6 separate regions of the Homo sapiens genome follow, and all the other regions are linked to region 1. Evidence: chromatin loops called from intact Hi-C (ENCODE). Cell type or tissue: heart left ventricle. All regions are shown on one strand. Links, peaks and the distances in the headings refer to the core of each region. The heading gives the core; the rest is flanking DNA.

Region 1 (5,107 bases), core at 407-4,406:
CTTTCCCTTTTTGTTCTCTTTTCTCACACTCTTCTTCAGATTTATTTTCCCTTCCATCCCTTTCTCTCTGCCACTCTTGCCTCCTCTTATTCTTTGCCCTGTCTACCCTGTAACTTTCTTGTCTTCTCTCTGCCCTCCCTCTCTCTTTCTATCTCTGTGTGTCTCTGCCTCTCTCTCCATCTCTTTCTGCCCCTCTGTCCCTCCCTCTCGTGCCCCTCTGTCTTTCTCCTTTTTCTTCTTACTCTGACTCTGTACTACTGTCTGACTGTCTTTCTGTAATGCATAATATCTCCCTGCCCATTCTCCTCTTGGCCCCCAGCTCCTGGCTCCCTTTCAAACGTCAAGGCTCCAGCATGTTTGTGGAGAGGCATGCGCCCCATGCTAAATCACCCAGTGTGTGCTACACATCTGGGAAATCACTCTACTTAGATATCCTTGATGATCTGCTGCCAGAGGCCCTGGGTGAGGAGGGCGCTCCTTAGGAGGGAAACTAAATTGGGGCTGGAAGGATGCAGGAAAATTCCAGAGTATTAAGGCAGCAAGGCTAAACAGCTGTGGTCTCCAGAACTTCCTCTGGAGGGAAAGCCACTGGGGCAAGCGTCAACAGCAGAGGGTTCTTTTGTGTTTTGGAGTGTCCATCACTTTGTTTCCAATATACAAACATCTCACTCCACAGTAGGTCGGCAGCGATGTGGCAGCGCCAAGTGTGTGCTGGGAAAGCATTAGCTTCCCCAAATCTCCATCACTCTTGCCAAAGCCAACCAACCTCCTAAAAATACAAAATCTAAGTAAAAACGGAGTGCCTACTATGTATGTAGGTTCCAGACAGCTCTCCCTTTCCCCCAATTTCCCCTCGCCACACACACACACACACACACACACACACAGCTGCTCTACCTTCCAACTGGACATCCATCTCTAAATACCTCCTTTATAGACATTCCAGAGCTTCTCCCATGAATGCGGATAATTGTCCCCAACCTACAAATGAGTAAGCCGAGGAATGAAGAAGTTACTCATGAAGAAGTTACTGGGCAATTTTGGAAGATGCTGCTTTGGAGGGGCCACAGCTTTAAGGGATTAGAATATTTTGCACTTGGCACACCTGAAGTCACCGAAGAAAGGTGAGTTCAGGTGAAACTTTTTCAAAGCTCAACCGCGCCCTCTCCTAATTTGTCTCCCTGGAGGGTGCAGAGTTTTCTAATTTCTTCCATCCAGCTCTTAAACTCGACTTGTCTCCACGCTCACTCGCACACAACACGTGTATGCCCATACCTGCCCTTGTGTATGAATCTCAAGATAAAAACGCCTGGTGTTTAGGCAACTCCCCCTCCCTTCAGTGGAGTACAGAGGAGCGAAACTATGAGTTTTGGCTCGCCGCCCAGCCGGAGGAGCTGGGATACTGCCGCCAGGGATCGTGGGGAAGGCCATGGCTCAAGTCCGAGGACCAGCCAACTCCGTGCTGCCCAGCTGAATGGCCTCTCAGTTGCCTGCAAGTTGAAACCTCAATCGGGCACACAATGAGGCCGCTGTTTTCCGACAGGAGGCATTTGGATGCCTCACACACTCACCCCAAATAGGGCCTGAGAGCAGGGAGCGCATTTCCTTATCCATGTTCAGATGCACCCCTAGAAGCAGCAGAGGCAGCCCGGGGCTCGGGGAGGGAGCCGTTCCCCTCCCCCGCGCCTAGCCACAGGATGCCCGCGCAGGCCACCTGTTGGACTCTGTCTGGACACCCTGTATTGTGCGCCCCTAAAACCCGCACCGCACCGCGGATCAAGACAATCGGGCATTCCGGAGGCTGGATCCGTCAGCAAAAGATAAATTTCACTAGCACCTCCTACTCGGGCTACCTTTCCTGGTGCCCCCACCCATGTCTCTCTGTCTCTTTCTCTGTCTCTTTCTCTCTCACACACACACTTCTTTAATATACCAACAGTCTTTTTTCTTTAGTGAAGCGCGCTTAGGCTGCCCTAAGGGCTAGGTCTGCCCACGATCTCTTAGCGCGCCCAGGCGGCTGCGGATCTCTAAGCGCTTATGCTGGGAGCTAGCTTAACGCGCGGGCGGCTGAAAAGCCCCAAATGGCACGTTGGTGAGGAAGTCAGCGATCTGCTCTAGGGAGCCCCTTTTCTCCTTAGGAAGCGGAAGGGGACTCCCTCCTTGGCTTAGAGATGGAGGGAACTGGGGAAACCCCCGCGGCAATCGAGTTGGAGGAAACAGTGTTGCATTCCTCTGCCAATGCCAGATTAAGCGCAAGGAGACCCAACTTTCTCCCGTCTCTTTGCCGTCCATGCAAGCCGCTAGCTGGGGGTAAAGGGGGCCTCCATTAGCGGCCTACTCACCCCTGGGTATAAACGCTATCCCGCAGGGCCACCAAGCCGACTGGTGCGCGCGGAGTCCGCGAAACGCCTTGGTGTCTCGCTCCTCTCCTGGGCCACGCGGCGAAGGCTACGCACTCCAAGCCGGGCAGCTGAGGGCAGTCGATCCCATGGGTGGCGAGTTGGCAGAGGGCGCGCCGCCCGGGTGGGGGCGCATCGCTCCCAGGTCTGGCGCAGGCTGCGGCGGGGAGAGGGGCTCACAGGGAAGTTGGCGGCTCTGGGGGCGGACTTCGGACTTCGCGCTCGCTCCGGCTCGAGCGTCCGGGTGCGCCCTCCGGGATAGACAAGGGACTTGCCAACGGAATAGGGGCCGGCGCCGGCCAAGCGGCTGCGGAAAGCCTCCGCCGGCCGCCGCCTAGAAGAAGCGAAGCAGCATCGCGCTGCTTAGAGCCCCCAGTAGCGGCTGGAGCAGACAGCGCGCAAGAGAGCGGGGCTGTTTCTCCAGGCTGTGGGTGTCCCTTGCTCACAGCCCAGCTCGCTTCAATCCGCCGTGCCCCTCCTCCTGTTCTAGTCCTCCTCCCCGCCGGTGCTTCGCCGGCTCGCCAGGCTCGCCTGGGACCAGAGGCTGAGCGGAAGGCGGCCGCAGCTCCCGCAGCATGGAGGGCGATCTCGCCGGCTCCGACTCCGGCTCCAGCTGGGGCTTGGGTTCGGGCTCCGGCAGCGGCAGCAGCGGCAGCAGCGGCCGCCACCTCCCGCGCGCCCACGTGCCGGAGTCCCGGTGTGCGCGCTCCGGCTGGCGGGGCTGGAGGGAGGGAGCGAGGGCGAGCCGCGGGTGGGGGCGGCGGGGAGAGGCTGCACAGTCGCGCGTTAGAGGGGAAGCCGCCGAGAGGCTCCCGAAGGCGCGGGGCTCCTCGTCTGCAGCTCCAGGAAGACTGGTGTGCAAGGCTCCCCCAGCTCCCCGCTCCCTTTGCAGAGCGGAGGGAGCCCCAGCGAAACGCGGGCGGGGTGGGGGGAGCTCCACTCCGCAAGATCAGTCGGCCGCGGCGGCCAGAGGCGACTACGTGTCTCCGCCAAGGGGACAGGTTTCTAGTATCCTTGAGCCCCCTCTCCACTCCCGGGAGAAGAAAGGGGTTAAGAAACACCGGGAGAAGGAGTGTGCGGATTCCCAGCGAGAGCTTGTTCCGGCTTGCCCCGCCTTCCTCTCAGAGAAAGCACTTTTCCCGTTAACCAACAGACTCCCAAGGGTTTCTCCTTCCAGGGAGAAGGGAGGTGTCTTGCAAGATGGGCCTGGCAACCTCCAATCAATTGACAAATAATTTGTGAGCACCCACTCTGAGCGACGCCGGGCAGCGTCCGGAGCACAGGGCCCTCCGTAGTTGGGTGTAATGTTGTATTCTTTGCTCTGCGTGCCCTTAGGCAGGCTCTCCCTGGGCCTCATTGCCCTAGCCGTAAAATGAGGTTCTTTTATGATATGAGTAAGAAAAACAAAAACACGAGAATTTTTAAAAAGACAATTTAAAAGATGGGTAATAGCTCAATACTAACAAGAAGGATAATTAAAATAAGAAAATTTCACAGTAGTAGAAAATGAGAACTTTAAAGAGACAAAGTTAGCAAAACACACATAATACTGGACACCATGTGCGATTACTTAGACATCATTGTCTCCAATCTTCTCATCTTAGTGGGGAAATTGAGCCTCAGGGAAGACACGTGGCTTGCCCGCTGTCACACACATCCAGTTTGGTCAGCCCCCAGTCTGGTCTCCTCCTGCCAGTCCTGGGCTTTTTCTGCCACAGGCCAGTACACAAATTATGCTCAGCATTACTGAGACGAGTCATCAGCAAAAGCGGGGAAAGGGAGAAAGAGAGAGAGAGAGAAAGAAAGAGAGAGAGAGATTGAGATTCATTTCCTCTGGAGTTTCCAAAAAAGGCTTCATGAAAGAAGTGGGATTTAAGCTAAAACCTAAAGAGTAGGCAGGATTCGAATAGCTGGAAAAGTGAGAGGAGGATGTGAGAGGTCAAAATGAAGGATGAAGAAAGACGCATTGGAACAGCAGCAAACAAGCTTGGTAGGGGCAGAGAACTTCCCTAGGCAATGGGTGGGCGGGGGTCACTGAAGTGTTTTAAGCAGTAAAATAATGGAAGCTTCATTTTAGCTCGAGCAGTATATCCCTGTACAGGATTGCTTAAGAGGGGAAGAGATGGGGGTAGAGGGAGAAAGAAAAGGAACTGCAGGCAGAGAAAACCATTAGGAAGTCAAGGCAGCTATCTGGGTGCAAGTGAAGCCCTGATGTAATGTGGTAACAGGTAGAAGGTAAAATAAATAAAACTCTTATTGCTTCTGTTTTTAAAAGCCTACTTTATAGGAAGGAGTCTGCTGTTAATTGCAGGGGACATTGTAGAGAAAGGCACCGATGTTTAAGACACGATGGGAAACTGGGGGCCAACCCTCAGATAAAACGGTGGAGCTTTTCACAATAACTGGTCTGAAACAGATCTGGTCCCTTGGTTTTAACATTCAGCACCTGGAAGCTGGACAGCAACCGCCCTTGGTGAAGAATGGCGTAAGTTAGGATTTCTATCAATCAACCAAAAGCAAAAACGAGAAAAGGAAGGGAAAAACGTATTTTCTTTTATTCCTTGGAGGCACTTGAAGTCACAAACGAATGACTTCAGGGATTTCTCAGGTTGTTCCCCTGGAAATAGTCTCTCCATCTAGCACTTTGTCTCCTTGGGTGGATCAGCTGCAACAGCAGCATCTAGAAGTTTGATAGAAACAAAATCTCA
Region 2 (5,107 bases), core at 454-4,453, 590 kb after region 1:
TCAGCTGGGATTACAGGTGCGCACCATCATGCCCCGCTAATTTTTTGTACTTTTACTGGAGACAGGGTTTCACCATGTTGGCAGACTGGTGTTGAACTCCTGACCTCAAGTGATCCTCCTGCCTCTGCCTCCCAAAGTGGTAGGATTACAGGCTGGAGCCACCGCACCCAGGGCCAATTTATGTCCTTTTAAAGTAAACTCTTCTGTGTTTTCTAATTTTCTGTTTGGAAGCTTGTAGAACTCTCCATTCATCACTGAAATGTAAAAATCCTTATCAGGCTTTGTCTTGGAATATAAATTTTACATTTGCCTGAAAAACTTGAAAAACACTTTCCATCCAAGTGGCTTTGTTTTGTTTTGTTTTAATTTTGGAACGTTTTCTTCTATTATTCCTTCAAACATTGCATATAATCTATTTGCTTTATGTCTTTCTTCAAGAATTCTTATAATTTGCAGGTTGCACTTGCAATCTCTGACTTCTATATCTCTTCTCTCTTTTCATCCTTATTACCGTTCTCTGTGTTCTGGAGAAGTTTCAAAAATTTATCCCCGGTTCCTGATTAAATTTTCTGCAGTGTAGACTCTGCCTTCCTGCTTCCAATCAACAATCCGTGTTGTGATTTTTGTTTCATTCTACTTTCTTTTCATCTCAAACATTTTAAGAAATGATATCCTCTCTTTTTATCTTATTCCACATAAATTATCTCCTAAATTTTACATCTGTTCATTGGGAGGTTTATTTAAAAAGAGGAATATATATACTCTTGCTTTCTTAAATTCTGTGCTCACAGAGAACATGGAAATCTTAGGGCGATTAAAGCAGTTAAGCTAAAGATTTTAAACTCTAAAGCTACCAGGTCAAGCAGAGAACACAAAGCCAAACAAGCAGAGAGACACTTGTCCTGACCACAGGGGACACCCATTGTGCACCTCCAGTCAGAAACCTGGATGTTTCCATGGTAAGTCTAGACGCTCACATATTAATCACTAATTTGAAAATTGTGTAAAATGCTATGCAGGCCATGCTGCACACCTGTGTGGACTAGATTTAGCCTGGAGGCTGCTTGCTTATAACCTCTGAGTTCACAAAGCCTGCCAAACTGGGTTTTTCTTAAGCGGACTCATACAGGCTGTCCCTTCAAAGACAAACATCTCCACCTAGTAGTTGTTCTAAGAAGGGGCTTCGAGCATCAAATGTGAGTAGTGGGAGTCAGATCGTGAAATATTTGCGGTCCCTCCCAACCTTAGGTCTAAGTTTCCCTGACCCTCTCACTTCATCCATCCTGACCACTTACTAAAGTCCTCCTCATCCCCACACCACAGGTGGGCCTCAGGGCCACCTCATGAAGTCATCCACGATTAGTTAATCCTCCTTCATGTTTTTCCTTCCACAAAGAACTTCTCTACCACTTTTCCTTTAACTCTCTTGATTGCGTTACACTCTGGGTGTTATCACATCAACCTGTAATCAATATAACATTTATCAAGGACATATTTTACACTCCTTTTTAATGCCAGTCCTTCAAAATTATCTCCTCCAGGATTTTCTCTATGCTTTTCCTGGCCAGATCTGGAATTGGCTTTTGATAATTTTTTTTTTTTTTTTTGAGATGGAGTCCCACTCTGTCACCCAGGCTGGAGTACAGTGGCACAATCTCAGCTCACTGCAACCTCCGCCTCCCGGGTTTCGAGCAATTCTCCTGCCTCAGCCTCCCCAGTAGCTGCGATTACAGGTGCACACCACCACACCCACCTAACTTTTGTATTTTCAGTAGAGACAGGGCTTCGCCATGTTGGACAGGCTGGTCTCAAACTCCTGACCTCAGGTGATCTGCCCGCCTCAGCCTCCCAAAGTGCTGGGATTACAGGCATGAGCCACCACACCCAGCCTGATAAATATCTATTAAAGTGAAAAAAATGAGTGCTATTTTTATACAATAAGAATTAGCTCTACAGTTACCCATTTTTCATATTAAAAGGATCCAGTTTCCCATCACGTCTGCATGTGAGCCCCAGATGCTCAACTCCAGCCAGTGAGTGACCTCAGCTATCCCAGCCGAGGACAGTTAGGGCATTCCCTGGCTACCAACTGTCTCTGGCACCACCTGCTGGTCACTCATGTATTCACCAGACACAACGAAGACCGAGATTAAGGTTTCTAAAAGTGGACCAGAATCTATTTGCCTTGAAAAACAGAAATATACTTAAGGCTCAGAATGGACACGACAGGAGGATCTCCTCCCTGCTCACCCTTCCTCTGCTTCGTGCGGGGAGTAGGGCTTAAAACTTCTTTTATTTTAATGTAGCCACGGTGTTGTGCATAGTAGAACCACCGCAACCACGACGTCATCTTCACCCTCTAGTGAGAGTTCACTGTGTGGCCTGCATTTCATTACCTCCCGATAATCCCAAAACGGAAGAAGTGGTACTGGGACAGCAGAGACCTGTGTCAATTCCTTACCACGGCCCAGCCACGTGGCCTTGGCAGAGACTTCTCCCTTCAGTGTCTCTAGTGAGCGTTCGCTTACTAAACTCCTCTCCAGCTCTAAAATCTCATGAAGCTATAAATCTTATGTCATGCCTTCCAGGCCACCATCCAGACTCATGCTGGCCAACAATCACACAGGCCACAGTAGGGCTATTGAGCTCCTGAAGTGTGCCCAGGCCTATCTGAGATGTGCTTAAATGTGAAATGCACACTAAATTTTAAGACTTCGTATGAGAAAAAATATAAAATATCATTAATTTTTATATTGATTATGTATAGATATGATCATATTTAATATACTGGTTTAAATTAAATGCTATCAAAAATACTTTCACCTTTCTTTTTTATTATGGCACTAAATGTTAAATTGCATACAGGCCTCCTGTTTTCAGCAGATAGCACTGATCTAAACAAAGTACCCAGTCGTCTTATATATTAACAGAAGGAAGAATATGAAAAATATCTCTATCTTAGGATCTTTTTATTTATTTATTTTGTCCTTTTTGTATGAGTCTCTATGGTAAATAAAAATGCCTAGGTCTCCCACTCCCAGGATGGTCATTTATGCCTGTCAGCATCTTTGAACCTTGAAGATGGTCTCCCTGGAGCTAAAGTCAGCCTGGCCTGGAAAGCTCATGAAACCCCTAGAAAACATCCTAAAGAGGTGAGAGCTATGCTAGAAGGAGCTCTGATCCAGAAACATAAATATGTGGGGTCAGGTGCAATTTAAAAACTGTAAATGACTTATATGCTTATGAAAATGTTCTCTCATGCTGGTAATCAAAGAAATGGAAATTAAAACGAGATCTCCTTTTTAGCTTATCATGGCATAGACTTTTTAAATTAGAGTTGGCCATGGAATATGGAAATCAGTGCATTTATTCCCTACCTGGGGGAGCTAAAATTCATACAGCCTTTCAGGGGGCAATTTAGAAATGTAGAAAAACAGCTTTACAACTATGCACACCTTCTGAGCCAACAATTCCACCTCTAGGGATTTTGTCAAAGGCAATCACCATTGCTATGCTCAATAACTTACTGTAGGGATGTTCACTACCTCAAAAGTTATAACAAAAATAACACCAAACCAGGGAATTTTTTAAATTACAGCATATTGAGAAAATAGAATAATATGTTGCCATTAAAACTTGTGTAACAGAATGTGTAATGATAAATTAAATTAAATTCCTCCTCCCCTGCCCCCCATCATACTCCTCAATTCAGCCTAAATGATCATTTTAAAGTGAAGCAGATCAGGATCCTCCCTTGTTTAAAACCCGTCACTGCCTTCACTTGGTATGAGGATAAAGACCGCCCCTGCCCACCCCAACCTTTATATGGCCCTAAGGCTCTAGGTCCTGCCTTTTCTCCAGCTTTGCCTCTTGCCAGCCTCCTCTCCCTTGCTGTGCTCCCACCTGGCACGGGGACCTTCTTTCAGCCCCACAGCCCTGGAAAGTTCTTGCTGGCTCTGGGATTTCACTCATAGCCCGCAAATTGGATGCTGCCTGCACCTCAGCCCCGACTTCCTGGCAAAAGCCTCCTCAGTCCAGAGGACTCAGTTTTAAGTGTCTCTTCTCCCAGAAAGCCCTTCCCTAACTCTTGAGTCTAAATCAGATCTCCTTGTCCCCTGCCTCCTATCATCTTTTTTCCTCCATGTTACTATCACAGTCCCTGACTCTGCATTTACTACTGTGATTATTTGTTGAATGCCACTGTCCCCACCTGACTATGGGACTCAGCTCACACCTGGCATGTAGAAGATGCTCCATAAAGGCATGTCAAGTAAATGAATGCTATTCTAATAAGTCAAAGGCAAGGCATAAAATGACAGGTGTAACAGGATTCCAATATCCAAACAAATGTGTACGTGTACGTAGTTGTAATATTTCTGGGCACAGAATAAAAAGACCAGAAGAAAATCCAAGCTGTTAATAGCAACTATCTCTGTTGTCATGGTTTTACTTTTCTTCTTTTATCCAGATTTTCTATAGTGAGCATATCTAACTTTCAAAACCAAGATAAAATTTATTTTAAAAATATTAAGAAAAACTAGAGATCATGTCCTTTGCAGGAACATAGATGGAGCTGGAGGCCATTATTCTCAGCAAACTAACGCAGGAACAGAAAACCAAATACCACATGTTCTCACTTCTAAGTGAGAGCTAAATGATGAGCATGTATAAACACATAGAGGGGAACAACACACACTGGGGCCTGTCAGAGGGTGGAGGGTGGAAGGAGGTTGAGGATCAGGAAAAATCACTAATGGGTACTAGGTTTAATACCTAGGTGATGAAATAATCTGTACAACAAACCTTCATGACACAAGTTTACCTGTATAACAAACCTGCACGTGTTCCCCTGAACTTAAAAGTTAAAAAAAAAAAAAAAAAAAAAAAACTAGCCCTGGGTTCAAGTTCAGTTCTTAACAAAAATATGGTCTTGAGAAACCAAAGCTCTTCATAGGCTCATCGTTATAAATAAAGGGGAGGACACCTCCACTGACTATGTCATAGAATTAATGGAATAATGTACATATAAAGTTTTGTACACTTTTCAGTATTTACTCTGGGTGTTTAGGGGAGTAAGACCCAAACACTTTAAAGTGTAAGGCAATGG
Region 3 (5,107 bases), core at 474-4,473, 530 kb after region 1:
TAACCCATGCCCCCACTCTCTAGCTCTGCTTGCTGTAGGTTTTTTCTTCTTGGGCCAAAGAGCTGTCCTCCTGACACTTCAGAAATACAAGCTTGATTTGCTGTAAGCAAACTTGAAGTTCCATAAATCAGTATTTTTAGCAGGCAGATTCTATGTACCAATATTTATTTATAACATGATTATATCCACACTGAACTTCCTTCATAAAACTATTATGTCTGCTGGCCTTTAACACCATCTCATACAAAGCAGCAGTGGGCCATTACTTCTTGAAAACAAAAAGTTCTGTTTTGGCGGTGGAATTTTGTTGATTCTTAGCATTTAGGTTGAATCTTAGAATTTTGAGAACAAATAATTTGAAGCTTTGGAACTGTGCTGTTCAATACAGTGGCTACTAGCCACATGTGGCTATTTAAATTAAAATTAGATGAAATTAAAAATTCCATTCCTCAGTCACAATTGCCATATTTCAGGTCCTAAATCGCCACATGTGGGTAGTGGTTACTGTATTAGCACAGCATAGAACATTTCCATTTCAAAAGTTCTATTAGACAGAGCTGCTCTAGAAGCTTAAGTTGGAAGGGATCTTTCTTGTCTCTCAATTCCACATGCTGTGAAACCTAGGACTTCCCATAGAAAATCTCTGACAGAGATTCTAAAAACAAAATTTGAAGAAAGGAAAGTAAAGGTGTCTGAAAACTTCCTGAGAGTTTGTCATAGCAATTAAGACCCCAGGTTTGGAAGTTCAAGCTTCATTCAAAATCTAGTTTTCCACAAACTGGCTATGTAATATTGGCATGTCGCAGCATTTGTAAGCCTTGCTTTCCTCACTGTCTGTGGCCTATCCACAGCCTCTCCCCACTTCCTTCTTTCCTAGTAACAGAATCCCAGTGTATTTCAGTGGTTAACAGAGACCCATTGATTTCAAGAAGGTGGATCCCACCACAGACATAGGAGATGCAGTTCTGTATGAGATATTAAGGGAACTAGGCTCAGGAGGAATTCTCTTCCCACATAAAAAGACAAAGCCTGTGAGGAGCAGAACTTTGGTGCTTCCTCATCCTTCTTGCTTGCTCTGTGGACATAATGCCTAGAGCTGTAGCAGCCATCTTGCAGCCATGAGTTGTCAAGCATTAGGATTAAGGCCAATATTCTAAGGGTCAAAGAACAGAAGGTTGAGAGAACTTGGGCTCTGGATGACATCATTAAACAGCCACATACTTCTGCACTGTTTCATGTGGGAAAAATACGTACCTATGTTGAAGCTTCCATAAGTTTTGTTTAGTTACTTACATCAAAAGCTTTATAAATTGATATTTCATCTTGGATCAACAGTATTCAGCTTGGCTGCTTTAACTAAAAACCTCAAATAATGGAAGTTTTAAAAGATAGAAATTTGTTTCTATCCCAGGTAAAAGAGATATGAGGTACACAGTCCAGGGAAGGTCCAGCTTCACATGAATATCAGGGCCTCTTGCTGCTTCTCTCTTTCTGCTCCATCATACAAGCACTTGGTTTCCATCTTCAAAGTTACCTCATAGTCCAAGATGGCTACAGGAATTCCAGCCATCACAAAGACATTCCAGGCAGCAGGAAGGAGGAAAAGGAAAGGACAAATGGGTACTTCTCCCAGATGAGTTAGCATCACTTAAACAGCCAGTCTTAGAAGTTACACACAACACTCCCACCTAACAGCTCCTGCACCAGAATATAGTCCCACAGTATGCCTTGTTGCCAAGCAGCCTGGAAATATAGTCTTTTCGCTGGGAGCTATTGCCACCCCAATACAATCAGCATTCTTCTACTGAGGAATAAGGAGAGAACAATTCTCAGGTGGCAACTGACAGGCTGTTGTAAAACAAAGTGAGTTGATGCCAGAAAAATATCTGGCACGGTGCATGATATATATAAACTCTAAAAAAGAGTTGGGAGTGGGGATAGGAAGGGAGTAAAATATTTTATCTTCACCTTTGAGTTGTTTTGTAATGAGTTGGTCTTTGTTCCATTAATACAGCATTCTCCAAATTTTAGCATTTGCATACCATCTTTGTGTTTTTTCTATATTCATATACCACCTATATATTATTCCCTTTAAATCAACTTGACATTTAAGCTTAAATTTAAGTATATAATTCCCATAAATAGAAAACCAATATTCCTCTAATAATAACATAAAAATTATAGCTATTAAAAATTTCACTTTGGATATTACCTAAAACCACCTCACATGCCACATTTTTGGAAAACATTTCTCCATTAAATACTTCGGAATAAATGACTTTTGTGATTGATTGCCTCAGGTTTGCTTTGGTCATTAATCAATCTCCACTGCTACTTATTTGCTTCATCTAACAGCATAAGATGGAGATTATTCCTTAAATATCTTTAGTAATTAGAAAAACTGACATCTTCTTTGGGTTCAACCAACCTTTAATGAGAATTGATGACAAGAAGAATACGCTTATGGGACTTAAAAGAAAGCTGACACATTCAGCAGCTTCTTAATTTTCTTTTTTAGGATCCAGACAGAGCCCTATTGAGAAGTAATTTTTAAACACATTGTCAACTTCAAGTACGTCTTCAATATCTTTTCTTTTCAGTCTCTAATCTGTATTTAACTTTCCAGGCCAAACTCCTTGACGTGACATTCAAAGTGCTCTATGCTATCTCCCTACATTCCTCCACACACTTGACACTCGTCCCCAGTGTCCCTGGCATGTACAAGCCCCCACACTGTTCCTCAGCTGCTGTTGGCATCACTGTTTCCTCATACGTAAAATGGCAATTTTACCTCCTGCCTCATTTAACTGCTAAGCCTATCATGAGGATAAAATAAGACCATGCTGTGAAAGCTCTTGGAAAAGTGAAAAGTGCTCTGTGTAAGATGGCATCATCTCAGTCAACTGCCCTCATGCTGAAGTGGCTCTGAGCATGGGCTCTGCAGCCAGAGCACCTGGCTCACTACCATTTTCGTGCTGTGTGACCTTGGGGAAGTCACTGTATGTCTTCGCATCTCAGTTTCCTCTCCTGTAAAATGAGACTAGCACCTACCAATGTGGTATTATGAAGATTCAATGGGTTAATCCACAGGAAGCACTTAGAACAGTGCCTGGCACATAATGAGCTCTCAGAACGTGTTAGCTATTATCCTTATTATTATTATCTCCAAAGGACAGCAGTGAAAAGAGTGGGCTCCAGAGTCATGCAAATTTGGTTTCAAATCCCAGCCCCATGACTCACTACTGGGATGTAAATAGGTCACAAATTCACTCACATTGCTCTCCCAGGTGCCAAGGAAATGGTGTTTCTCTATTTATCTCCCTAACAGACCTGCTCTTTGACAGAAGCACTCACTTCCTGGGCAACGGGAAATGGGCAAACAAACAAACAATAAAACCTAGATGGAGTCCACTTCAGCAAACCTGAACTGACACAGTAATTTTAAATTCCTTAGGTAAGACTCACTCACTTTAAATATAAATGTTCGGTCATAGATTTCCACCCGCTTCCCTGCTCCTCTCCAAGACCAGAAATGTGGGAGGTGGACTTATGTAACCTGGCAGTGTTGTAACCAGGGCTGAGACTAGGATGCAGCAAGTGAGGTGTGTAAGATGCAGAATTTGGGAAGAACTCGCACAATCCTGAGAGTGAGCCCCTCTTTAAATCTGGTGACCTTAGTGCTCACTTGCTTCACTCTAGTGCGAGCCCTGGGGCAGGAAAACCCCTAATCTCCTGCTCCTCATTGGTTATGAGCCAATTGGTTGGGGACCTCATGGCTGTTACTGGTTCTCTTCCTGGTGTTATGCTGTTGCTGAAATTAGTGCCTAACACACCCCAAAGTCTGGTTGCGATGATAGCCTGGATAGGTTCTCCAGCTGATTTGGTCTTGCCATAGCCCTTGCTAAAGCTGCTGAGTCTTGGTCTCAGAAACAGTCACCCACATTATCTGTAAGGCAGTGCTGGTGTTCCTCAGACCAACTCCTCCAGGATCCACTCTCTGGAGCACACAGGCACTTCCCTCCATGCCACAAGTACACTGAAGGCAATTTAGAAAAGCTAAACCTTGACCTTCTCTCTGCCTAATCATGTGGGATGGCCAGGGGTCCTTTGATAAACTGTCCCCACTCCAGTTTGGAGCAGGGCAGCCTAGAGGTAAATTCTGCCCAGAGCCCTAAATGTTCCTTGAATCCAAACCAACTTGACATTGTCACTCCTTTAATTAATTCCATCATCCCCATTTGCTGCAGCCCAATATCCACAGTAGGGAGATCAGGACCCACAGTCCCACCGCTGACTCTCCTCTTCTTCCCACAAACACCCTGGCCTGAAGGATCAGGCTTCTGCTTTCTCATCAGATTTTGTATATCCTCCTCCAACTTGGGGCAGCAAGCCTTGTAGCCTAGCCAACACATGGAAGAGGTTTCTTCTCTACACTATGGAAGAAACTATGATCTAAATCATGCAGGTTTTCTTCTAGATATACTAAAAATACTATAAAATAAATAGATTTCCTATCCTCTTCTCTTTCTCTCTTCTTACATTCTTCCTTCTAAAGCCTGGCTTCAATTTTACTGTGAAGCCTAAATCTTATTTTAAATGTCAGAAGCTGATTACCTGTTTTAAATTTTTGCATGTCTGCTATCATTTTCCTAAAACTGAAGTAGATGAATGACTTGGGGCTAATTTGGGGATTCAGTAAAGCATACACAAGTGCAAAAAAAGAAAGCATATGCTATATTTTTTCAAAATATTACTCCTGTTGCATTTATCACTGATATGGTTTGGCTCTGTATCCCCAGCCAAATCTCATCTCAAATTCTAATCCCCACATGTCAAGGGAGGGACCTGTAATCCCCACATGTGGAGGAAAGGAAGTGGTTGGATTATGGGGGCAGTTTCCCCCATGCTGTTCTTGTGAGTGAGAGAATTCTCATGAGATCTGACGGTTTTATAAATGGTAGCTTTTCCTGCATGTACTCTCTCTTGCCTGCCCCATGTAAGACGTACCTATTCCCCATCTGTCATGATTTTAAGTTTTCTAAGGCCTCACTAGCCATGTGGAACCGTGAGTCAATTAAACATCTTTCCTTTATAAATTACCCAGTCT
Region 4 (5,107 bases), core at 378-4,377, 180 kb before region 1:
AACCGTTTTGGTTTTTCAGTGCATTATAAAAGTTATGTTTGTCTGTTGTCTACTAAGGACATAATAGCATTCTGTCTTAATATATGTACATGTTAATTAAAAATACTTTACAGTTAGTAATTGCTAATGATCATCTGAGCCTTCGGTGACTTGCAATCTTTTTGCTGGCAGAGGGTCTTGCCTCAATGTCGATGGTTGGTGACTGATCAGAGTGGTAATTGCTCAGTGTTGGAGTGGCTGTGGCAGTTTCTTAAAATTAAACAACAATGAAGTTGGCAGCCTTGGTTGACTCTTTCTTTCACAAAAGATTTCTCTGTAGCATGCTATGCTGTTTGGTAGCATTTTACCAACAGTAGAACTTCTTTCAAAATTGAAGTCAATCCTCTCAAACCCTATCATTGCTTCATCATCAAAGTTTCTGTACCATTCTAAATCTTTTCTAGTTATTTCAAAAATGTTCATAGCATCCTCACCAGGAGTAGGCTCCATTTCAAGGAACCACTTTCCTTGCTTATCCATAAGAAGGAGCTGCTTATCTATTCAAGTTTTAGCATGAGACTGTAGTAATTCAGTCACATCTTCTGGCTACATTTTTCATTCTAGTTCTCTTACTATTTTTATGATATCTGCAGTTACTTCTTCCTCTGAAGTCTTAAACTCCTCAAAGTCATTCATGAGGGTTGGAATCAACTTCTTCCAAACTCTTACTAACATTGCTATTTTGACCACCTCCCATGAATCACAAATGTTCCAGAAGGTTTTTAATTTATTTTGCTCAGATCGATCAGAGAAGTCACCATCTATGGCAGCTATAGCCTTATGAAATGTTTTCCTAAATAATAAGACATGAAAGTCAAAGTAACTCCTTGATCCATGGGTGCATAATTAATGTTGTGTTAGCAGGTATGAAAGCAACACTCATCTCCTTGTACATCCCCATCAGGGATCTTAGGTAAGCAAGTGCGTTGTCAATGACCAGGAATTTTTTTTTTTAATAATCTCTTTTTTTCCTGAGCAGTAGGTCTCACAGTAGGCTTAAAATAGTTACTAAATCATGCTGTAAACAGATAAACTGTAAGCTAGGCTTTGCTGTTCCATTTCTAGAGCACAGGCAGAGTAGATTTTGCATCATTTTCAAGGGCCATAGGATTTTCAGTATGGCAAATGAGCACTGACTTCAACTTAAAATCACTAGCTGCATTAGCCTCCAAAAAGAGAATCAACCTGCCCTGTGAAGCTTTAAAACCAGGCATTTATTTCTTCTCTCTAGCTATGAAAGTACTATATTACATCTTCTTCCAAAAGATGGCTGTTTCATATGCATTGAAAATCTGTTGCTGCATGTAGCCACCTTCATCAATGATTTCAGCTAGATCTTCTGAATCATTTGCTGCAGCTTCTGCATCAGCATTTGCTGCAGCTTCTGCATCAACATTTGCTGCTTCACCTTGCACTTTTATGTCATGGAGATGGCTTCTTTCCTTGAACCTCATGAACCAACATCTGCTAGCTTGTAACTTTTCTTCTGCAGCTTCCTTACCTCTCTCGTCTTCAAAGAATTAAAGAGAGTTAGGGCCTTGCTTGGGATTAGGCTTTTGCTTAAGGGAATGTTGTGGCTGGTTTCATCTTCCATCTAGACCACTCAGACTTTCTCCCTATCAGCAATAGGTGGTTTTGCTTTCTTATCACTTGTGTGTTCATCAGAGTAGCACTTTATATTTTCTCCAAGAACTTTTCTTTTGCATTTACAACTTGGCTAACTGTTTGGCTCAAGAGACCTAGCTTTCAGCCTTTCTTGGCCTTCTACTTGCCTTCCTCATTGAGCTTCATTTCTAGCTTTTGATTTAAAATGTGAGACATGCAACTCTCTTTCATTTGAATACTTAGAGGACACTGTAGGGTTATTAATTGGCCTAGTGTGAGTATGATTGTGTCTCAGGGAATAGGGAAGCTCAAGAAGAGGAAATGAGAGGGGAAACGGCCTGCAGGTGGAGCAGTCAGAACACATACAACATTCATCAATTAAGTTCTCTATATTACACAGGCATGATTTATGGTACCCGAAAACACTTACATTAATAGCATTAAAGATCATTGATTACAGATCATTATATCAGATATAATAATAATGAAAAAGTTTGAAGGATAGTGACAATTACCAAAATGTGACTCACAGCCCATGCTGTTGGAAAAATGGAACTAACAGATTTGTTTGATGCAAGGTTGCTGAAAAGCTTCAATTTTTAATAAACACCATATCTGAGAAGCACAATGTATTAGTTCGTTTTCATGCTGCTGATAAAGACATTCCCAAAACTGAGAAGAAAAAGGGTTTCATTGGATTTACAGTTCCACGTGGCTGGGGAGGCCTCAGAATCATGGCAGGAGGTGAAAGGTACTTCTTACATGGTGGCAGCAAGAGAAAAATGAGGAAAAAGCAAAAGCAGAAACCCCTGATAAACCCATCAGATCTCGTGAGACTTATTAACTATCACGAGAATAATACAGGAAAGACTGGTCCCCATGATTCAGTTACCTCTCCCTGGGTCCCTCCCACAACATGTGGGAATCCTGGGAGATACAATTCAAGCTGAGACTTGGCTGGGGACACAGCCAAACCATATCACACAATAAAGCCAAATGCAATAAAATGAGGTATGCCAGTAATGCAATGGTCAGACTTCATTGGCACGTGAGAACTTAGCTGCATGCTTCACAGTGCCAGGCTCAGTCAGGGTAGGCATTCCCTTTCAGGTCATCAGGTTGGGCCTAAGAGTCCCTCTAAGACCATCCTCTTTCTAAGCCTCCTTAGTTATCTGATGGCCCTTATGATTGACAGCTTCACTCAATATACATCTCCAAAAAAAAAGTAACTAATAATTTCTAAGGTTATACCATGTGCTAGATAAAATAGTTTTACCCTACAAATCTGGCTCTCTCCCTATCATGACTTTTGCATCAGCTTTCTTTAATCCATTCAGTGTTTATGGCTGTTTATGGCATATTTGTAAAGTCCAAAGTTAGCTAAACTGGAACTATACTTTCCAGAATTCTCAGGTCTGCAGCATTGGCTACGAGAGACATCTTGCCTGGGACTTGGTAGCACCCATTTCTTCTGCAGATCATCCCTAACATTTAAGTTGGAGGGCAACAACCCTTCAAGAAAGACAGGGAAGATACTGTTATGTTCACAGTGTCTGCAGCATATGAGTGCCAGACACACAGCAGGCTCTTTGTTGAATGGCTATGATCCATTCAGTTTATAGAAGAAGAAACGGAGACTCACAGAAGGAGATTGTCATGCTCAAGGTTGTCCACCTATTACATGGCAGTTTCCTAACTTGTGAGTAAATGTTCTTTGCACTACAAGATTAAACATGGCATGATAGCAAATTAAAAGGAAGGATAGTGTTCAACAAACAAATGATGCATATTGAGTCAAAAGATAAGATGGTACTTTATGTTATTTCTTTGAGATTACAGTTGTATTTTTTAAAAAACCTATAGTTACAAGTCACACATCAAAAAGTGAGGCCAGTGTCAACAGGCATATATCTGTCTGTCTATCTCTCCCTCAGCAGATCATAAGCACAATATTTTACACGAAAAGAATTGTCTAGAAAATCCCTCTACCTACATACTATATAAGCATTTAGGGCGTAATTATTCTTTTAAAAATATTCCATTATATATTTTAAAATAAAACATACGAACAAATTAAAAATGATAGACAAAGTACAATTGCTTTAGGTTACTTTAACCATTAGAAGGAAGTTATTGTGGTGATGGTTGTACAACACTATGAATGTACTAAATATCACTGGATCATATATGTTTAAATGGCTAATTTTATGTTCAGTGTATTTTGCCACAATTTTTACAAATGAGGTTGAAGCTCTGCAAAGAAGCCTATTACGCATTGCAGTGGTAAGTTCTATCAAGAATGGGCAAGGCCATGAGGGAGTGACTTACAATATGGTTGCCAGGGAAACTTGCTCCTGTTTGGAAGAAGATACCCAACAGCTACAGCAATATATCAGCATGTTTTTGGAAACCTTCTCCTCTTGTGATTTAAGTCAAGTCATGGGAAACAACAAAATTCACTCTTCCCAAAGGCATATGAAGATGCCTATTTTCACACTTCCTCACAGATGTGCACAGTGACACATGAGCACACACACGCAGCAGAGTGAGCACTTCACTGGGAATACTCCGGACCTCTCCTCTCTGATAGTTGGTGAGTACAGGCTAGCAGAAGTCAGCTGTAAAAGACCTTCTGACACGCAGCCAAAGCTCTAAAGCCCTGCTGAGGAGTTTGTCCTCCCCAAAGCCTGTGATTCTAGGAGAACACGCACAGTAAGTTGAAAGTTGTTTTCTCTTTAACCCAGGAAGAAACTAGGTATTTAACTGAAGCTGAATTAAGTTAGAGAAAACAAATACATTGTGCCCAGGATTTACCTTTCTCTACCACCCCTTTGTGAACTTTGTACATCGTAGGTGTTTTAAGAATATTTATTAAATTACATTTTATTCCACCAACACTGATAATTAGAAATTAGTTCATTTAACTGGCTAATCAAAGAAGAGGTGTATTTTTAATGTATATGTGTGTTGTCCATGCCAGTCAGAGTCCCTTCCACAATCATTGTCCCCCATGTGGGAAGCTGCTTCACTCAGAGGCTCCTGCTCAGTAAAGAAGAACTTACGTTTCTACTGGAATAATGGGTGGGCATGGGCTGAACCAATGGAGTTTACCTGACTCAAGATCAACAACAGACAGGTAGGCTAGATAGAGATCTATGAAGAGACCTTGTTGAAAACAAAACAAAATAAACAGCAGCAACAACAACAAAAAAATCTCTGCCCCATGAGAGCAGCTATAATTAGCTAGTCCAGAAAGATTCTCCCCTTTGGAATTTGTACAAGAATACATGGAAGAAATAACCCAGTTGTCAATAAAGGAAAAAGGAGAAACTGAAGAAATTAGAGAGAGAAAAAGAAAACGACCAATGGAACCCAGCACAGCCCATGAGAAAGAGAGAAACACAGCAGCTTAATAGTTTGCATTATCTCCTTACAGAAAGGCTATCTCTGTTTCTTTCAAAAT
Region 5 (5,107 bases), core at 879-4,878, 760 kb after region 1:
CACTTTGCACCATCTTATCAGAGCAGGGAACTTCGACATAAAGAAATAACTAGGCCGAGAGCAGTGGCTCATGCCTGTAATCCCAGCACTTTGGGAGGCTGAGGCGGGTGGATCACCTCAGGTCAGGAGTTTGAGACCAGCCTGGCCAAAAATTAGATGGGTGTGGTGGTGCGCTCCTGTAGTCCCAGCTACTTGGGAGGCTGAGGCAGGAGAATCACTTGAACCCGGGAGACGGAGGTTGCAGTGAGCCGAGATCACGCCACTGCACTCCAGCCTGAGTAACAGAGCGAGACGAGAGAGAGAGAGAGAGAAAAGAAGGGAAAGAAAAGAAACTAGCCACATAGCAAAGTAATAAAGTCAGGTGAGGCTTAAGCATAAACTCCAAGAGACTTCTCGTTCTTTCTCTCCCACTTGAAATCACTGGGTGGAGGGTATAAGGGCTTCTCTTGCTTCTGTGACTTTACCAAGACTTCCTATTGTGTTCTCTACACCCTGCCTGTGCCAAGCTTTCTTCAGACTCTTAATATCTGTGATGAGCAGGGATGGGTCAGAAGACAGTTCTGCTCAGGTCACAACCTGCACATCCAAGGATGGCCTGTGCCACAATTTCATCATATTTCAACATTCTAATGTGGTCACATTTTCACCAGCATCCACTTAATGCCACTTAATCAGGTGCTTTCCCCTGGTTTTTCTCTCCACCTATAAAACTTAAGGTTTTATGTGAAAACTCAAGGTAATGATAGCTGCTAAAAACACATATTTCTCCTGAGTTAGCTGCATTCTTCCATTCCTGCTTCTGCTCACAGTACTCAAAGTGATATTTATTTTTAATTTTACTATTTTTTCTAATTACCTAGGTAATATATATTTCACTTAGAAAACATCAAAAATATAGAAAAACACACAAAGTAAAATTAAAGGTTGCCTGTAATCTTATCATTCAGATATATCTCTTAATACTCCTAAGATGTTCATCTTTTTCTTTATGGCTTCTGCCTTTGCTTTATAAAAAGCTTTCTCCATCCCAAGTCAGATAAATTTCACCCGTATGTGTTCATTTTTTATTAAACATCTCATATCTGCAACTTAAGTTCTTTTAAACTGGCCTTGATTTTAAAAGTTCAGAGTCTATTAACTTATGCTAAATCATGTGGCTGCTTTAGATGCCAGAGCATTGGATAGGGAATGGAAAATTGAACTGGGAAATGGGAGTAATTGATCTTCACCAATGGACCCAGCCTCTCTGTGGCTAAATTCCCCTGTGTGTAAAAATGCAGGAAATTACATTTGGACCCCAAATTTACTTTTTCCCTACTTTAAAATACATCATATACACAGAAGGCAGCACAGTGTCATGAACAATAATAAAACAAATGCCCACTAATCCACACATGGATTTTGACAGCATGTAACAATTTCCCTGATTTCTAATCCACTTAAAAAGTGGTGGCCCCTCTTTTTGTGCTCTGACAGTTAAGACAGTTTGCATAGCTCATCTCTCCTTGGAGGAACTTGTCTCTCTTTTGAATTAGCTTACTTGGTTGCCTCAGAAGCTATTCTTTCTTACGGGCTCAACAAAAGTAATGATTTTGTCATTTACCTGTCATTTTCATTGTTAGGGTGAGAGTGATGAGCTTTGCAGCTATATCCTAAGCAGAAGTGTAAGTATATTTCAATTCCACCTTTATCCTATATCAAATCTATATACTTGAGCCTGTCTGGGAGGCTACATAAGAATCATGCTGCTTTAATAATAAACCTTTCTTCCTAGCAATGTAAGTCACCCCTCAATCTTCCAAAATTTCTTCATCCCTTTATTAAGCTTCCCAGGTGACTTTAGAATTATATTCTCTAGTTAAAAAAATGCTTTTGACATTTTTATTAGAATTGAAGTGGTTGAATTCTTGAGTTATGCCATTCAAGAATGGGTATGCCCTATCATTTATTCCAGTCTTCTTTCAAATCCCTCAATAAAGTTTTACAGTTCTATTTCTATGGGTCCTGCCTACTTATGTAAGTTTGTTCCTAGATATTTTATATTTTAGTTTCTATTTTTAATACTTTTTAAAAATTATCTTTTCTTTTGAGTTGTTGATTTTGAAAGATAAGCTTTAGCTGGGCACAGTGGCATGTGCCTGTAGTCCTAGCTACTTGGGAAGCTGAGGTGAAGGGTTTGAGCCCCAGAGCTTGAGCCTGGGCAACAGAAACAGTGAGACCCCTGTCTCTTAAATAAGTGTGTGTGTGTGTGTGTGTGTGTGTGTGTGTGTGTGTGTGTGTGTGTGTGTATGGCATATTGATTTTGTAACCAACTGCCTTATTGAACTCTACTTACTTCAAATATTTTTTCTGTTTACTTTATTAGATTGCTAGATAGGCAATTATATGTAAATAATAATTTGCCTCCTCCTTTCCAAAGATTTTTCTCTTATTTCATTTGTTTTACTGTTTTGGCTAAACTTTCAGAAAATATTAAATGATCATGGATAGTCGGCATACTTGTCTTATACCTGAACTTAGCAGGAAACACCAGAGCTTCACTTTAAGTATGGTGATACCTGTGGCAAAAACAATAAATCAGCTTATTCAACAATTCCCTTCTCTTGCATTTGAGAAAGAAAAGAAAAGAGCAGCCCTTGACATTCAGAAGCTGGCCAGGCACTCACAGCTAGGCCATGCTGCCCTCTGTTGGACATAAACCATGTCACAGAATATCAAAGCCAGACAAAGTTACTCTGGGATCATGATTCAATGAAATAAGGCGAGTCCACACCATCATTTTGCTGAAGCTCAGAAAAAAATAAGTTCACTGTGCCCCTCACAAAATACCAAACATTCCTCTCTTGTGGCCAAAATGAGTAACTGTTAACTCTTTACCACTTACCCCTTTTTTTCACTCATTTACCCTCCTTGATAAAACTTGAGATAATCATATAATTGCACCTGCTTTCTAACAGCATCCAATTTAGAAAAAAATACCTGCTTTCTTAGCCCCTCCACAAATCACCCAACCAATGCCCAAATCCTATAATAGGTTCTAACACCTCTTATTGAGACACCCCATAGCTCCCCATGGTGTGTTTTCCCTCGCTGCAACAAGTAATAAACCCAACTTGTTCAACTAGAGTTGTATTTGTGGTGGTCTCTGACTGGAGGACATTGGCATGCTTTAGAAACCAGAAAACTAAAAAGTACATTTCTGTACTTACAACTAAGGTTCATTCATATAATATATGCCAGTCATTTATGCCCACACTGATTCAGAGATGGAAGAGAACAATGTGAGGAGGTGGTCACAGAGTAGGAGATTACAGATTCTATTATACCCAGACAGTACACAGGCATCTGGCCCTTTAGGAGCAGCTATGATGGAATCCTAGTCTTTCCACTAGAACAGCCCTATTGTAAGGAGGTATGGTTTTCTTCCTATGTCATCTGATTGCATTGTTCCTGGCTATGTAGCTTTAAAATCTAGTTCTTGGGCCACTTAGAAATTATTTGAGTGATCCAATACTCTTTTAATAATTTATTTTTGCTTACATTAGTCTTACAAGATGATGGAATGGGATGCTTGCTGCTTTAGCATGGTGTCTCCGACTGAGTTACCACTACAATAGGTGTCAGGATGCCAAAATGATTGTGAGAGCATCACTTCCAACTCCCAGATCTTACTCATCTTTCAGCCAATTCTAACCCACAACCCTACAGAGAAGAGGATTCTGAGAAATGTACTTCCAGGTTGGCTACGATACAGCACATTCCTACAAAGGATTCTTTTTTTTTTTTTTTTAACTACATAGGATTCTCAATCTTCTCTGTATGCCCTTTTCCCACATTGAATTTTTTCATTTGTATTTGATTGAATTCATAGGTCACGTCCACTTTAATGATCCTTTTTCCCCCAAAGAACCAAGAGTTAGGAGTGTTCAATTATCAAGTAGCTTGAATTATATTTAAACTTTTTTTAAAAAGGAACAAATTTCTAGTTTTAAGGCAGTATGATTTTAAAAAGTTATTTATATAGTTTCTATTTGAAAGAATCTATTAAGGTTCCTTTATGATAACCCTAGAATCAATTTCATAAATTTTTACAGCCATTTAAAAAGAATAGGTATTTTCTGTAGGGTACAAAGTTTGAAATATTTATCACACCTATTACTGTGTAACAAACTACCTCAAATCTCAATGGCTTAAACAATAAGCAGTTACTATTGTTCATGACTCTGTAAGTCAGTTTATAGTGGGTTTTCTCATCTCAACTGGGCTCATTCATGCTTCTATAGTCAGTTTTTCATGGGGTAGGCAGCTCTGTTGATGTGGGCTGGGCTCACTCACATGTTTAGGAGTTGGCTGGCTGGCTCTCAGTGGGTGATTCATTGCTCTCTTCCATGTGGTCTCTAGTCCTGCAGCAGGTTAGCTTAGGTTTGTTGACATGGCAGAAGCAAAGGTCCAGGAAAAAAAGAGGAAGCAAACAAGACCTCTGAGGCCTAGACTGAAAACTGGAAAACTCTCACTTCTGCTACTTTCTGTTGGCCAAAGAAGTCACAAAGCCAGCCCAGATTCAAAGACTCCACCTCTTAATAAGAGGAGATACAAAGTCACATTGCAAAGAGCATCAATATATGAAAAGAGTAAAGAACTGTGACCATTTAGATAAACAGTCAAATAGAAAAACCATTTAAATCAGTATTTCTTATATTGGGGTCCACTGTGGACACATGCAATTTACAAATGCTCTTCAGAAGACTTGTACATTTTCTCAAATTGACTGCATGTGTAAACAACCTTTTTAGGGTCATTTAACTTCTTCCTTAAATTGCACTTTGAAATTAATATTGCCATTCCTTCCTTTCCAAAGTAGAATTTGTATGAGCCTCCTTGGGCCATATGTGAAAATAATCATTCAAGTCCCTATTGGATATTTTTAAAAATTTTATTTTAGTGCACAAGTATAATTCATCTACCAATATTTCCTTGCTTTCATTCAAAGTATTTGTAATAGGCTGGTGCAGTGGCTCACACCTATAATCCCGGCACTTTGGGAGGCCGAGGTGGGAGGATCACTTGAGCCCAGGAGTTTGAGACCAGCCAGGGCAACATGGCAAAA
Region 6 (5,107 bases), core at 767-4,766, 250 kb after region 1:
TTAGCTTCAATTCATTATGATTATAATAAATGCATAGAGATATTATTATCCGTAGTGGTCTCAGTTTTAAAAATCTTACTATATTTACAACTTGTTGGAAGATGCTGTGTGAGATTTCATCCTAGTTTGGAATATCTAGGGGCTCATATTTTCCTTTATAATTTTTACCTTGAAATTTACCTGAATTCTCAAAAGACCACAAGAAGTGAGATTTAGAAAATGGGAAACATTCCATAAAAGTATTACTAAAATAATCTAAAATTATGTTTCACTAGTGTAAAGGGAAATCCACTAAGACTCGCCTAGAGGCTAACATTTCTCCATTGTTACTAAAATTTTCTAGGAATAACTTTTAATAATTTAGGTTCCCTGTGAGTGGCCTTATCATGGGATAAGGGAAGGGAAGGCATTGAACACTGAGAAGAGAGGTGAATGGATGCAAAGACAAGCACAATAAACAGGTGCTGATAATGAGAAGCAATTGAAGAAAAATAACAGTAGGAAAATAACAATAATAATAGAAGTTATAAATTAAATCGAATAGACAAAGCTTACCAATCTTTAGTTACCCACCATGGGCTAGTTATGACATCAAGTGTTTTCCTTGTAAACCTCACATGAACACCTTTATTCCTTCTATTTGGAATATGAGAAAACTGGGTCTGAGGGAGGAGCTTGCCCTTGGTCACACAGCTAGCAAGTGGCATAGGTGAAATAAAATATCTATCCTGTCTGATTCTAAAGCCTTGCTTAGAATCACCTGACAGAAAGAGATGCTGCTTAATATTAGCTAGAAAGATAAAGAGGGTAGAAAATAGTTGTACAACCTATGTGCAAGAGAAGGAGAGGAGAGTTGAAAACTTGACGAAGAAGGATTAAGGGAGAAGAGGAGAGGGGAAGAGTAGGGGAAAGAGGGAGAGAACAAAATGGGGTTTCCTTGGAGGGCCCTAGGAAGTCACCCAGGGATGATGGGGACTACATTGTTTTTCAAGCTAGATTTTCCTGTCTGTGTCCCTCAGCTACCAAACTGATTCAAAGCTCTCTTCTTACCTTATACACTTCTGAACTTTATACCACAGATAACTCAGAATCTTTGCTAATGAACCAAAACCGGAGAAGAATCCAAGCTGTGAGATTCATGCTCCAGATATCCAAAGGCAGATTGATATTGAGTAGTTGCTAATTAAACTTAACTTAGGAGATATATCTCCAGAACCCAGCCCAAAGTTTGTAGAACCATGACCATATAGGGCTATAATTTCACTGTGACCTATTCTGTCAATTCTACCTAAAATAAATAGGGCACTAAGCCACTGTATCCTGCCCTTGAATTCTGAGCATCCCATCGGGAACATAACAGAGAAGCTGCGCTTATAGGATCAAGCAACATAAAATCTGTGCAACCAAGACTTTCTGTAGCGTAGTAGCCAGATCAATTGTGTGTTTCTTTGTTTTGTTTGCAAGCAGTAAAACTGGCTCTGGCTAACTGAAGCAACGCAGCTTTAGTGGTAGGACATAGGATCATTTGAAAACTTAAAAAACCTCTAAAGAGCCAATCTTAGGGGAAAAAAAGAAGCAGAGATCCAAGCAGCAGGAACTAATCAACAATTAAGGTGACAACACTACAAAGAATCAGCTCCAATCATCTTTTCATCCTGGCATCACTGAACTCTATAATATTTGGAGTCCTCAAAATGGGAAATGAGTTGGCCTTATTTGGTTCTCTTACTGATCTCTTGGCTAGGGCAACTTGATTGACAGCTCCATCAAGAATATGAACAATGGGGAAGAGACAGTTATACAAAGGAAAATCGGGGACGGAGTTCTCAAAAGCGGGGGTGAGGTGAGAAACCAATGTTTTAAGTAAAGGGAAAAAAATCCACTCCAGTATCCCAGGGCTTTGATTTCTCTTAGGGATCTGGATTCTCTCATTCACTCATGTGCATATATGTTCTTTCTTTCTCTCTTTCTCTCTGTCTCTCTGTCTCTCTGTCTCTCTCTCTCTCTCTCTCTAAGACAGGGAGAGAGGAGAAGTGATAAAGAAAGGAACATGCAGAAAGAGGGATGACTTTCAAAAATATCCAAGGCAACTATTCTGGATGAAAATAATGTATACATATGTAACTAACCTGCACATTGTGTACATGTACCCTAAAACTTAAAGTATAACAATAATAAAATAAAAAAAAGAAAAAGAAAATAATGAGCTTGTGACACTTTTTTTTTTAGGTTTTTCAGCCTTTTTTTGGCAGAGCAGTTTTAGGTACACAGCAAAATTAATAAGAAGGGGCAGATATTTCCCATATAACATCTGCCCTAGCACAAGCATAGCCTCCCCCATTATCTACATCCACCACCAGAATGGTACATTTGTGAGCCATTATTATACTGACACATCAATATCATTCAAAGTCCATAGTTTACATTAGGGTTCACTCTGTGTTGTGCATTCTATGAGTTTGGACAACTATACAATGACATGTAGCCATCACTACAGTGTCATACAGAATATTGTCACTATTTTTAAAATCTTCTATTCTCTCCCTACTTAACCCTTGCAATCACTGACCTTTTTACTCTCTGCATAGTTTTGCCTTTTAAAGAAAGTCATATAGCTGCAATCATACAGTATGTAATATTTTCAGGTTGGCTTATTTCATTTAGTAAGACCCTTTAAAGTTTCCTTCTTATCTTTTCATGGCTTGATAGCTCATTTCTTTTTAGCCCGGAGTAATACTCTATTGTCTGGATATACCACAGTTAATTTATCCATTCACCTACTGAAGGACATTTTAGCTGCTTCTGGGTTTTGGTAATTATGAATAAAGCTGCTAAAAGTATCTATGTGTAAGACATAAGTTTTGTGTGGACATAAGCTTTCAACTCTTGGGTAAATATAGAGGAGGTCAATTGGCAGATTGTATAAGAGTATGTTTAGTTTCATAAGAGACTGACAAAATGTCTTCCAATGTGGCTGTAACACTTTTCTATCAGCAATATATAAGAGATCCTGTTGCTCCATAGCCTTGCCAGCATTTGGTGTTGTCAGTGTCCCACATATTGGCCATTCTAATAAGTGTGTAGCAGTATCTTGTTGTTTTAATTTGCATTTTCCTGCTAACATATGATGTAAAGCATCTTTTCATATGTTATTTGTTATTTGTATATATTTTTGGGTGAAGAGTCTGTGATGGTCTTTGGCCCATTCAGACAATTTTAAAAGACTTTTTGAAATGGTATAATAATAGCAGAAATGTTTATTTTTGACACCTTAAAATAGCTGTTTTAAGAAAATTAATTTTGATGAAAATGAAGCCCTTTAGTCTGCTGATACCTTGACATGCAAATCTGGGAGAAGTTACAGTGTGGAGTTCGTAATAGAACAGTTTGAAGAGCTGTGGGATGAGAATGTGGAACTAGAAATCAGAAAGTATATTCTGTTAGCAGAAAACCCTGGACTGCTCAGGACATGTACACCAAGACTGCCCTTTTGGGAAAGCCATTTATGGTCTGTGTTCCAAAACAAAGCTGAAAGAGGTGATAACAAAGCAAAACAAGATAGAAAAATGAAATAGTAGAACACATAGAGATCCAGAGGAGTCTATACAGAAGGCATGGGAAACAGGATTAACAGAATAACTGCCTTGACAGCTAGTGGCCCTTCAAGTCCAGTTCATGTCCCTCTTGAAGAGTGGTGAAATTTCTAGGCCTTGGGGAAAAGATATACCCATGGATAAATCCTTCTATAATTAAACCAGATGGATCGGTTTCTGGTTTACTGCTATTAAAACAATTCCAGTATAAGACAAATACCCTTAGTTAATTTTGCACCAAAAGTTCATGTCCTGGCCAGGAATCTCAGGAGGCTGGATGCCAGTCAAGATGGGTCATTTGACACAAAGGAAGGAGAGGTCTGCAAGGGAATCCTGCTATGGAAACTTTAGCATCAGTAACTGCGGGGATGAAGATATGAGCATTTGCCAACTTGGGAAAATAATAATTATAAACAGAGATCTGAAACTTGCAGTTCTGGCAGGCATTCCATTGCTAGCCCCACAGCCTGTGTTGGGTGAATCATGAGACTCCTATCAGCCTCCCTCAGATTGTGAGCAACCAAGTGTGATGAGGATACTTGTCACTACTTTTCACAGCTCATGAGTGGTGAGCGATTACTGTGATTAACAAGGACACTGGGTCCATTCACATGATGAACTTGCAGCTTTTGCCAGTGAGGAATTATGGTGATTAGCTATTCAGAGTGATTAAAAGTTCACTGGCTAAGGCAAAACCTCAGCTGATGGGAAAACAGTGATGGAGGGGGGCATGCCCACTGCATGGGGAGTGGATGCTGATACAGAGCCACTAATATGAGAAGCAGAGGACGAATATCAATTGTCATTAATTTTGTTGCATCCACAATGACCCATAATAAACTGACCTTCCCTGACAGAGAGAAAAGGGGAGAAAAAGCAATTATTAACAGAAGAATATTTTTTGTTTGGGGGGGGGAGGGATTAAAATCCTGTTTATCCTGAGAAAATAGGATTAACTTTAAAACATCTCCATTAACTCTATTTTGGCCAGATTCAAGGATAGTTGGGTCTAATAAATGCAGATATATAAAATGGCATTGAAAAGACTTGGCATAATGGTTAGTAACCTAGGCTCTGGGATCAGATACATCAAGGTTAATTATCTTCTACTTAACAGCTGTGACCTTGTGACGTTCACTCAGTCTGAAAAACATCAGTAAATCTAAACACCGAATTGCTGAAGGATTCAATGAGAAAAATGCTTAGAAATGTGCCTAGCATACCACCCTCAAGAAATATTATTAGTAACCACAAAAACAATCTAGAAATCATTTTGTCATTCATTGCAAATCCAAGGGATTCATATACTTTTATGTGCCCATTGAAGTCTGTGTCACTTAGGCATACTTACCAAATTTACAGTTGATATCATACTGTGAAAAATATTCAACTGAAATGGATAACAAAATTGAGATCTCAAATGTACTCAACTATCTGAGATAATAATTCAACTGTAACATAGTGAAAATTGAATTCTGTAACTTATTCCACATCAGTCATCATACTCAGCACTG

Evidence for each region. Hi-C counts contacts between places; a loop is a spot of excess contacts. Peaks named below come from ENCODE experiments on the same cell type or tissue, not always from the same donor. Only the 100,000 strongest peaks of a DNase experiment are listed, where the experiment ranks them.
Region 2: a loop joins it to region 1, with 7 times the contacts of the local background. A loop is called at or near these places in 16 of 110 quality-filtered maps.
Region 3: it touches region 1 in a loop (6-fold over the local background); 6 of 110 quality-filtered maps call a loop at or near these places.
Region 4: it touches region 1 in a loop (2.4-fold over the local background); 2 of 110 quality-filtered maps call a loop at or near these places.
Region 5: it touches region 1 in a loop (13-fold over the local background); 8 of 110 quality-filtered maps call a loop at or near these places.
Region 6: it touches region 1 in a loop (4-fold over the local background); 8 of 110 quality-filtered maps call a loop at or near these places.

Annotation. Positions count from the first base shown.
Region 1 is chr5:155,726,226-155,731,332 of GRCh38, reverse strand. It overlaps a transcript of SGCD not described here. Among named protein-coding and RNA genes, the nearest start is that of SGCD, 600 kb to the left of the region's middle. In heart left ventricle, for the core only: CTCF peaks have their summits at 2,316 and 2,522 (motif pointing right); DNase peaks (open chromatin) are centred at 1,392, 2,532, 3,042, 3,182 and 1 weaker place; H3K4me3 peaks cover 2,888 bases; H3K27ac peaks cover 2,639 bases; H3K27me3 peaks cover 3,088 bases.
Region 2 is chr5:155,136,799-155,141,905 of GRCh38, reverse strand. No RefSeq gene overlaps it. Among named protein-coding and RNA genes, the nearest start is that of KIF4B, 130 kb to the right of the region's middle. RefSeq lists a silencer at 1,613-1,770. In heart left ventricle, for the core only: a CTCF peak has its summit at 2,102 (motif pointing left); a DNase peak (open chromatin) is centred at 2,065; H3K27ac peaks cover 512 bases.
Region 3 is chr5:155,191,522-155,196,628 of GRCh38, reverse strand. No RefSeq gene overlaps it. Among named protein-coding and RNA genes, the nearest start is that of KIF4B, 180 kb to the right of the region's middle. In heart left ventricle, for the core only: no CTCF peak of the experiment used is centred there; a DNase peak (open chromatin) is centred at 2,708; H3K27ac peaks cover 2,880 bases.
Region 4 is chr5:155,903,117-155,908,223 of GRCh38, reverse strand. It overlaps a transcript of SGCD not described here. Among named protein-coding and RNA genes, the nearest start is that of SGCD, 420 kb to the left of the region's middle. In heart left ventricle, for the core only: a CTCF peak has its summit at 1,976 (motif pointing right); no DNase peak of the experiment used is centred there.
Region 5 is chr5:154,970,253-154,975,359 of GRCh38, reverse strand. No RefSeq gene overlaps it. Among named protein-coding and RNA genes, the nearest start is that of MRPL22, 32 kb to the right of the region's middle. In heart left ventricle, for the core only: CTCF peaks have their summits at 2,487 and 2,695 (motif pointing left); no DNase peak of the experiment used is centred there.
Region 6 is chr5:155,479,930-155,485,036 of GRCh38, reverse strand. No RefSeq gene overlaps it. Among named protein-coding and RNA genes, the nearest start is that of KIF4B, 470 kb to the right of the region's middle. In heart left ventricle, for the core only: no CTCF peak of the experiment used is centred there; no DNase peak of the experiment used is centred there; H3K27ac peaks cover 2,200 bases.